Regions from separate parts of the Homo sapiens genome. Here region 1 is linked to region 2. The links are chromatin contacts, found by Hi-C or POLR2A ChIA-PET in ENCODE. All regions are on one chromosome and are shown on one strand. The core of a region is the stretch at or near the end of the contact, and the rest is flanking DNA. Distances in the headings are between cores, read along the strand shown.

What was found. A loop is a pair of places that touch in the nucleus more often than their neighbours do. ChIA-PET counts read pairs that join two places held with the same protein, here RNA polymerase II (POLR2A). Pooled maps may share reads with other maps.
Region 1: a pooled map shows a loop between it and region 2 (2.7-fold over the local background). The contact joins the promoter of SRPK1 here to the promoter of DEF6 in region 2. A Hi-C loop is called at or near these places in 6 of 50 pooled maps. POLR2A ChIA-PET finds 5 or more read pairs at or near these places in 2 of 52 experiments (MCF 10A and WTC11).

What each region holds. Positions count from the first base shown.
Region 1 is chr6:35,917,457-35,922,374 of GRCh38, reverse strand. It overlaps SRPK1 (SRSF protein kinase 1), which reads left to right and starts at 1,277. Exons shown (of 16, transcript NM_003137.5): 1 at 1,277-1,331; 2 at 1,847-1,907. The coding sequence starts at 1,319. RefSeq lists silencers at 935-994, 1,025-1,614.
Region 2 is chr6:35,296,219-35,300,983 of GRCh38, reverse strand. DEF6 (DEF6 guanine nucleotide exchange factor) reads right to left here and starts at 3,166. Exons shown (of 11, transcript NM_022047.4): 1 at 3,032-3,166. The coding sequence starts at 3,127. RefSeq lists a silencer at 4,665-4,765.

The sequences.
Region 1 (4,918 bases), core at 28-2,527, 620 kb before region 2:
AACCGTTGAAACGGTTGAAAAAAGATCAAAAGGGCCTGGCTCAGTGGCTCACACCTGTAATTCCAGCACCTTGGGAGGCTGAGGTGGGAGGATCACTTGAGCCCTGGATGTCCAGGCTGCAGTGAGCCGAGATCATGCCACTGTACTCCGGCCTAGGCAGCAGAGCAAGACTGCTCTCTCTGTCTTTCTTTAACCCTCACCTTCCCTTCAAAACCTAACAAAGACCATGTTTAAATCAATAGAAGAACATTTTATGACGTGAAAATTATATGAAATTCAAATTTCAGTGTCCATACATAAATCTTTATAGGAACACAGCCCATATTTTCTATGACTGCTTTTGAGCTCCAATGGCAGAGTTGAGTAGCTGAGAAAGAGATCTTATGGTCCACAAAGCCTAAATATTTACTGTACGGCCCAAAGAAAAACTTTGCTGAGCCTGCTATACAATAAGGGCTTCATGATTAAATAACTGGGTCGTACACCAAGATTCTGAACATATAGGCAGGCCCTCTTAAGTTTAGTGTCTTTGTGTAATGGAAGTAATAACTATTTTGCCTTTAAGTTGCCATAAACATCAAATGAGATAATGCACTTAGAAAATAAAAACAAAAAAAACTTATAAACAAGACAGCTTTATCATGTATTGAAGGTGGTAGAATAAGAAAACATTAAACGTTTTTATTCTCATTTCCCCTTCTTTCCTTTACAGCTTTCACTTAAACTTGAAATTTCAAGAGAAAATTCACTTTTGAAGTTTTTACTTTTCAAGTGATAATAGGGTCACAGGTTCTTTCCTTCCAGTCTTTTTGTGTTGCTCCCACTCCCTTTTCTTTCTCACATGTAATTTTTTTCCATTTTCTTTAAATAGTATCTCAACTGGGCTCACAATAGCTCAGGGAAGGAGAAACTGGGACATGCCTGATTAATCCATTTTACAGGCCAGGAAACTGAGGCAGATCCCAGTTGCCTCCGAAGCTCTGACTCAGCAGCATGCAGAGAGCCCTGCCGCTCTCTGCGCCTTTTCTAAACAAATAGAACAAAACTAACCTTGCCAGGTTTCCAAGCTTGGATCTCTAACACTCCTTCAACGTTCACCCCGGCGTTCCTCCCCGCTGCGCCCCCTCCCTCTCCTTGCCGCCCCCTCCTCGGGAGCAGGTGGTAGGCTCCGCGCCCAACGCGCAAGCGCGCGGCATCGTGGGGCGGGGGTGGGGCGGGACTGAGGGCGGAGTGTGAGCGGGCTCGGTTTTGGGCCGCGGCGGGAGCGGGAGTCGCCGCCACTCGAGTGCGCAGGCGCCTGGCGATTACCGGTCTCACCATGGAGCGGAAAGGTGAGCGGTGGAGCGGCCTCCGCCACGAGGGGCAATGGTCGCCGGGGCGAGGCCCGGGTCAGCGCCGGGAGCTTCGCTTAACTGCCGCGGTTCGGTTCCCGGACGTGCGGCGCCCCTCCACTGAGGTGGCGCCGCCCCACACCCCCTGCCTCTGGGCTGCGGGTCCGCGCCCCTCAGTCCGGGCGTCCTCTGGCGCCGGCCGTAGCCGCCCCTTGTTCCCCGCCAGGCCGGCTCGCGCCTTGGGGCCACTCCAGGGCCCGGCCCTTGGCGGGCGACGCAGACCCCCACCCGCCCGCCCCCTGACCCGGCCTGAGACCCCTCCGGCGCATCCCGCCCGGGCGCTGCTCTGCGCCCCGTGGGCCGCCAGCCCCACGGCCGGCCGCCTCGCCGGAGCCCGCAGCCGCCCCCGAGGCAGGCCCCGCAGCCGGGCCTGGCGCCCCTGCTGGGTCTCCACCCTCACCTTGGTCGCCTCCTTTCCTCCACATTCGCCCTTCATCCATCCCTCTCTCCTGCAGTGCTTGCGCTCCAGGCCCGAAAGAAAAGGACCAAGGCCAAGAAGGACAAAGCCCAAAGGAAGTGAGTCTTGTACCCCAACATCCCATTCTTTGGATTTTCCTCCGGCACCTTCTCTGCTCTGGTTTCACGTCTTGAACGTGCACCGGGTTTGGGCACCCTGTGGCTGCAGCCACATGGCCTCGGGGCAGCTCGGAGGGTCGCTCTCCAGCAACCATGTGGAAGAGAGCTGCTGTTGCTCAACGCCAGGCCTGGGTCTTAGCAGCCCCGGGCCTGCTGGAAAGGGCTGTCGGAGGAGGACCAGAGCCCGCCCGGTACCTTTCCTCCCCAACTCCACAGAGGAGGCACAAACTCCCCTAGCTTGGACCTCCCCACCGGAGCTGGTAGATCATTATCGGTCTGTTTCTGAACTCTGGTCTCTCTTACCTGCTCCCCAACGTCTTAACTTGCCTCCGACGTCTTCACGGTAGGCCTTAAGGAAATTCTTGAATGAATTTTTCCGTGTTTACTTTGGGTTCTACCAACCACACACTCCCTTTCATAGAGGAGGGCATGGGGCTTTTCCCTGGGTTAGTCAACTTCCTGAGCCTGTAAGGCGTATCGGCTTTTTTGCAGTGTGCCGGCAGACCGCTGTGTATACAGTCGGTGTCTGTTAACTGCTTCTCTTCTGTCTAAACCTCAACCAGATGCAGATAATCTTCCGGAGTGGACATCACAATAGTAACGGGAGAGTTCTTTAACAAACATTGATGATTCTGGTTTGGCGTATTAAGCGCCACATGTCCAGTTTTATCAGTAGGATGCATAACAGTAGTTTAGTGCTATCGTGGCAAGTTCAAAAGTTGGTCACAGCCTAGTAGAAACTCAGGTAGCAGGCTTAGCAGCAAGTGAGGCTAAGCCTTAAGAACTTTCATCATGTACTAACGTTTAATTGCAAAGGATCTTGGAAATCAGCTCTTACACACTTTGTATTCAGAGAGAGCTTGTATGCCTAGTTATTAATACATCTTAATTTTAGATGTATTATCTTTATAGTTTTACATTTATTTGATGTTTTGTGGCATCGTATGCGGTCTAATTCCCTCTGAGCTGATACAACACATTTCAAAGGCCTTCCTAGGTCACCCCACTGAATGACAATACCAGATTAGGGGGGTGTAGGGGTGTGTGTTGTTTTTGGAGGCTACCTACTGTTTGGGGAGAGCACATAATGACTTCTCTCTTTCAATAGAACTAAAGTGGTAGGTGACCTCACCTCTTGCTCCATTTTCTCTTCTGTCTTATGAAATGTATTTTGTAAGTGCTTGGTGACGAAGTCTTGTAAATGAGAGTTTGTGTGTGTCTGTTTACCTTTGGATTATCCATATATGGGATTATTCAAAACCAGTTTTTAATCCTAGATCGTTTAATAGAAACAGCAAGGTGCTAACTTGGTTCTAGTGTGCAGTAGGACTTGAAATGTTACTTTTCTGTGCCTAGTTTAGTTATTCTTTGTGGAATTGATGAGAATGTGTTAAAACGTTCTTTTCTATTGATACAAGGAAGTTGCAGTTTTTATTATATTACTCTGTATTTTTTAGAAATCCTGGTCTCTCAGACTATTTGTCCAGATCTCTCTTACCACTTAGAAATTAATTTGAGATTAGCCCAAATCAAGCTGTAATTTGAGGGGTAAATGTATATAGATGATATACTTTAAGCACCAGAAATCTGTTACTTTCGATTATCTATTTAGACCATATGCTTTATTTCTAAAGTCAGATGTGTATCTGTTACCCCATTCACTACTATGGATAACTTAGAGTTATTTGTGTTAATTGTTTGCAAGTATGGATTATAGATAATCTAGCAGTCATTTTACTGAATATTTCATCTTGAACAACTTTGAATCCTGAAAATATGCGTGAATGAACTGCCCCCATTTCCTTGTAACTTCAGAGGTGTTTTATTTTTGGATTTGTTTCCAATTAATAAGTTTTTTTTGTTTGTTTGTTTTTGAATTTACCTACCTTTTTTTTCTTTTTCTTTTTGAGGCAAAAAGAAAGCCTGTTGCCCAGGCTGCAGTGCAATGGTGCGATCTCGGCTCACTGCAACCTCCACCTACCAGATTCAAGCAATTCTCTTGCCTCAGCCCCCCAAGTAGCTGGGACTACAGGCGTGTGCCACTACGCCTGGTTAATTTTTGTATTTTTTGTAGAGAGAGAGTTTCGCCATGTTGCCCAGGCTGGTCTCGAACTCCTGAGCTCAGGTAATCCGCCTGCCTCAGCCTCCCAAAGTGCTGGGATTACAGGCATGAGCCACTGCACCTTGCTCTTTTTCTTTCTTCCTTTTTGTCTTTCTTTCTGTCTTTCTTTTCTTTTGTTTGTATCCCAGCCTCCTTTTAAGTAGCTGAAATGTCTAATTAAGTTGGTTAGAGTACTGTGTTAGAAGTTCAAGCCTCAACTAAGGTAACTTGACTCTGTTCCATGACTTCTGACTGCACTCCTGATGACTTCCATTTACTTTGCTAAGGCAAGCTGCTAGTTACAGGAGGTGAGTCAGGAAGAAGATTTGAGGAAGAAGCATGCCATAGAGTTTGGTCTTTGGAGATAGATGTGGTTTTGAATTCTGATTTTGCTACTTTTTAGCAATCTGACCTTAGACAAGTTAGTTAAGGAAACAGTCTTATGTATATATCCTGACTGGCAGTTCAGTCATAGTGAAAACTGATCAGGACCTAAAGATATAAAAACAAAGCGTTTAAATGAAAATTTTAGAAAGTTTTGGAACTGTTACAGTAAATAGCATCCTTAGTAATTTAGTCGTGTTGTGTCACAGGCAGAAGGGATTTTCAGTCCCCTGGTACTGCAGATCTTAAACCCAGGGTCTTGAAGCTGGTGACAGAAGAACCAAAACTTGGAATTCAGGGTCCCTTTCCAGCTCTGTGTTTGTTAGAGTGGATTTCCTTTGGGTTCTTTTCACTGTGCTGGAGTATTTGACTTTGGGATTTTAAATTTTCTTATTTAGACAATTCTTCATTTTACTTTTGTGGACGCTGTGCTTTTATTTACTAACATTAACTAGTTGGTGATGAT
Region 2 (4,765 bases), core at 1,917-4,416:
TCAAACCAGAGACACACTGCTCCATCTACATACCCCTTCACCCCACTGCCTGATAGTCAGTGGGGAAGGAGGCCAAATTATCAGCTGATCCTCCACTAGTTCTAAAATCAAAACTGCTCCCCTGGGTAAGAGGGTGTGTTCAGTAGGACACACATCATTCCCAAGGGCTCCCCTCTCTATAGCCCTCTGTCAGGATGGCTACCTTCCAAAGGTTTTTAGAGGCGGTTCTGGGAACCTTGCAAGAACTCACAGCCCTCAACTCCTGGGAAGTTTTGTGTTCAACCTAAATCCATCCTGGGCAGGAGTGCCATTCCTATTGGTTTACTTTCTCTGTTCTCAACCCAACTGGATGAAGCCATTGTACTTTCTACAAGAATTCAAAGAGAGAAAGAAGTATCTGGTTTTTCCCTCAAGCCTTCTCTTTTCCAGGAGAAACAACCCTACTCCTTGGGCTTTTCTCAGAGGACGTGCTGTTCTTCCTCCTACCCTCTGGCCTCATCGTGGGTTTGCCCAGGACAGCCACTGGGAGCCCGTCTACCAACACATTAGGGGAGAAGTGGCAAATGTCACGCACCGACACATCTTGCCCTGGGCTAGTGCAGGTCTCTTGCCAGGTTCCAACCCAGGACCCTAACGCTAGGGATGGTTTTAGTAACCAGCCCAGTGAGGTGGCTCAAGACTATAATTCCAGCTACTCAGGAGGCAGAAGCCAGAGGATCACTTGAGGCCAGAAGTCTGAAACCAGCCGGGGCAACATAATGAGACTCAGGCTCTAAAAAATAAAAAATAAAAAAATTAGCCAGGCGTGGTGGCATGTGCCTGTAGTCCCAGCTACTCAGGAGGCTGAAGTAGGAAGATCGCTTGAACCCAGGAGTTTGAGGCTGTCGTGAGCTATGACTGCACCACTGCACTCCAGCATGAGTGATAGAACAAGATCTCATCTCTAAAACAACAACAAAAAACCAGATTGACTCCAAGGTCTTTTCCCTCATCCCCAAGTCTTTTCTGGGGAGAGGTGGGCCCTGCTTGTATAACTCTCTCGTCTGCTTCCTCCTTTGCCTTTTGACCACTTCTCTATTACTCCTTTGCTTTGCTGGAATCCCCGCCCCCCAACACTATCACTACTTCCTCCTCTTCCAATATTCACTATTATGGGCTTGAAAGGAGCCCCGCCATTTCCGCCCCACCCCCACTTGGCCCCTGAGACTCCCACTGTTAGCCCAGGTTTCCAGAGTTGACAAGTTTTCTGTCAAGTAGGAGGGAACTCTATAATTGATCCTGTGTGACCAGAGATGTTGCTGGCAGTAGGTTCAATATGAGCTGTGATGAGGTACAGACAGTGGACAGTTCAAGCATGCAAGCTCTCCATGGAGTATTTCCCTAGAAATACGCAACCTGTGGGGATGAGGGAGTGGGTAGTGGCCCTTTTAGAGGGCAAGACAGAGGCTCAAGCTAGGAGGCTTTACTGGCTGATGGCACCAGGAAAAGGGGAGCCACTTAAAGGCTGTACTTTCCATGTGAAGGGCAGAGAGAGCCTGGAGAGGTCTCAGTGGCCACAGGTAATACAGAAGTGGAAAATGTTACCCTGGAAGCAAAAAGCCACGGGGGCTGGTATTGTCTGGCAAGATATTAAAGGGACAGGGTGGGAGGTAGGGGTGGGACACAGAGTTTGCAGAAATGGATTTTGGATGATCGACTTTTTTCCATTTATACTGAGGACCCAACCAAATGACATGATCTGCAATACAAGAGATTTAAATAGGATGTAAGGAAGAATCTGCCTGTTAGGAGGTTCTCCCTAGGTGACAAAAGATAGTAGTGGGCTCTCCTTCCTGGGGGAGTGAAATCATCTATTAGATGCTCACAAATCCAGGTAAGGAATTTAACATAGGACCAGTTTGGGATATTCAAGTTCCTCACATCCAAGTTCAGTAAAGTAGGGGGTTGGAACGGTGGTGGGGCACAATAACTGTTCTGTCCCATTCATCTCTCAGGTATCCAGCACCCTCTACCTCGGTCATTAAGAATGGAGGTTTCCTTGAGACCACACGTCTCCTTTGGAGGATGGGGCAGGGAGACACCAGTTTAGTGCCTAGCCACATGCCAGGCACAGAGCCTCACGAGGGGCACTCAAGTACTTGCAGAGTGAACGAAGGCACCCCTATGGCAGGTCCTAGAGAGCTGAGGCCTACCTTGCTCCTTTCCCCCAGTGTTCGCTGATTCTAGTGGCTGAGGGCCTTGCTTCCTCCCCACTAACTAGGGTAGGGAAGGCAGCACTACTGGAGGACTAGAGGAAGAGAGAGAAAAACTCCTTGGCCTCCCAGAAATTGTCTAGGCCAGATGATTGACTTCAGGACAATCATTGATTGGGATTTTCCTGGGCTTAGATTCTCCCCCTTCCCTACCTGAGGTCTCAAGGCCTAAGGTAAGTTTCCCAACCTGATATGTGTGGTGGATAGGGGGGTGAGCTGCGTAGCAGTATAATAGGGTCCTCAGTCCTCACCCACTCCGCAGCTCTGTCCCACCTGGCGGGCAGGGTTAGACAGGCCAGACAGGTTTGGGACTGGGGGCGGCCCCTTTATGCCTCTCTCAGCTCCAGAGGAAATGACTGCCAAGCACTGGCTAACTGTTTCTCTTGAAAGTCAGGAGGAAGCAGCAAGAAAGAGCACACTGCGTGCCCAAGCATGACTCTGTGGAGGTGTGTGTGCTCATCACACAGAGTCTGGGATGTGGCCTGGCTCCTGGCCCTCAGAACCCCATAATGGCCCTCAGAACCTCCTGGCCTCCAGTTGTGGGGCCCAGTTCTGCGCAAGGTTTCTGCACACACTTCACTAGGTCTCTGGAGGGTGGGCAGCGGCATCTACCAGGCTACGTTGGCCCAGTTACCCAGGACCAGCCCCCCGACCCCAGGCCCGGGACGCTGGATGGCTGGGTGCCCCTGGAGTGGCACAGTGTCCACACCTGGCTCCCAGGCGGCAGGGGCTGGTGTGGTGCATCTGCCGTCCTCCCCCGGGTCCCGGGTGCCCCTCACCTTGAGCTGGGACTTGGAGACTTTGCCACTCTTCTCCACGTCCAGCGCGGTAAAGGCGTACCAGATGGACTTGAGCAGTTCCTTGCGCAGGGCCATGGCTGAGGCGCCCGCCCGGCTGGGGGCGGCTCTGACACTAAGATCCGGTTTCAGGAAATGCAAACGGCTGCAGAGACCGCAGAGGTGCCGTGGTGGAGCGAGAGCACCACCTGCCTGCACATTGCGTGAGGCTCTGTGCTGTCGAGAACCCTGCCTGTTGTTCTGGCAGTGCTCAGAGGCTCCACTCCCTGCATGGGAACTGGGGACCAACTCTCCGAGAGCGGGAACCCTCGTTCTGTATCCACGTGGCTCCCGGGGCATGTGAGGCCCTTTTAGAAGCCTCCTCAGACCCGGAGGCTTCTGGAGCCTTCCAGGGCTCCCAGACGCAGCTTGCTGAGGGAAAAAGCAAGCTCATCCTGATATTGGGGTCAGACAGAGTAAAGGTCCAGTCCTAGTTCAACATAGGAGGCCTTGGGTAAGTTACTTAACCTCCTTGAGCAGTTTCCTCATTTGTAAAGCAGGAAAAATGCCTCCGTGTTGTAAGAATGTCTGAGAATGGACGTAAAGCACATAGTAGGCTCTGGGTAGAGCTTTTGGTGCTACTTAACATTACCATGGTGGTGGGACTCCATCCAAGTGGAAGGAAACAAAGGCAACATCACAAAGCTGGAGAAGGAAATGGGCCAGGGCACCTCTCCAGGTCAGGATGTGGCACTTGACTTGCTGGCTCCCTATCCCCTCAGCACTGGCTCTAAACGGTACTCAGAGCACTGCCCACTCTAGCCCCAGTAGCCCTGAAGACACTGGAAACTTCCTGAAACACATGGGGGTGAGCCTTGTGGTGCACCTCAACTTTAAGGGTCCCAGCAGCAGCAGGCTTGGGATTCAGGGCCCTCCATGTCAGTGCTTCCTTTCTTCAGATCCAGTGTCCAAAAGGACTGGGACACGCCCACACCAGGAATGGTGGTCACAGATGTTGAAGACATCTGCTCAGGCCAATTCTAAGACACCTCCCCCTACCCCCTAAGCCAAATAAAAATCCCTCCAAGTAAGGTGCTGGGAATACCTCCTGCCTGGAAGCACGCCCCCGCCCCTCTCTTCCCAAGGAGCTGGTGGCAAGAGTAAATGGGAGCTTTCTAGGCATCCTGGGAGAGGATGCCTGGATCAGAGGAGGGGGTTCCAATCCTAGGAGGCAGGAAGGGGTTGGGGCATATCCATCACAGCAGAGAGAGGAAAAGAGGCACCACCAATCCCTGCAATGTTCCTGTGTAGGCAGAGTCAAACCCAGAGCTTCTTCCCATCAAGTGCCTTCCCCTGTATCCCTTCTTCCCCCTGGAGCTGATCTGGTCTCACCAACTCACTTTTCAGTGGGGTCTGATTGTGGCTTTGAAATCCCACAGCACAGTCCTAGGCACCTAGGTGGGCACCCCCAGAGCTGGGTAATAGAGCCAAGACTTCAGCTCCAGAGGCATCAGACTCTGCTCCTTGAATCTCAGTAACCTTGGCAAAGGTGTCCCCCAGCCTCACTCTAACCTGGGGCTTTGCCCTCTTGGAGAAGCTGACTGTGTGATTTGGGGGTGGCTGGGTTGGAGGGGCTCTGACTACGTTTCACAAGAAAAGGCAGGAAAAGAGTTCCCCCAGCTCAATCACATGAGGCCTGAGATTCAGCCAGAGCCTGGAAGCAGCGGTCACCCTGGT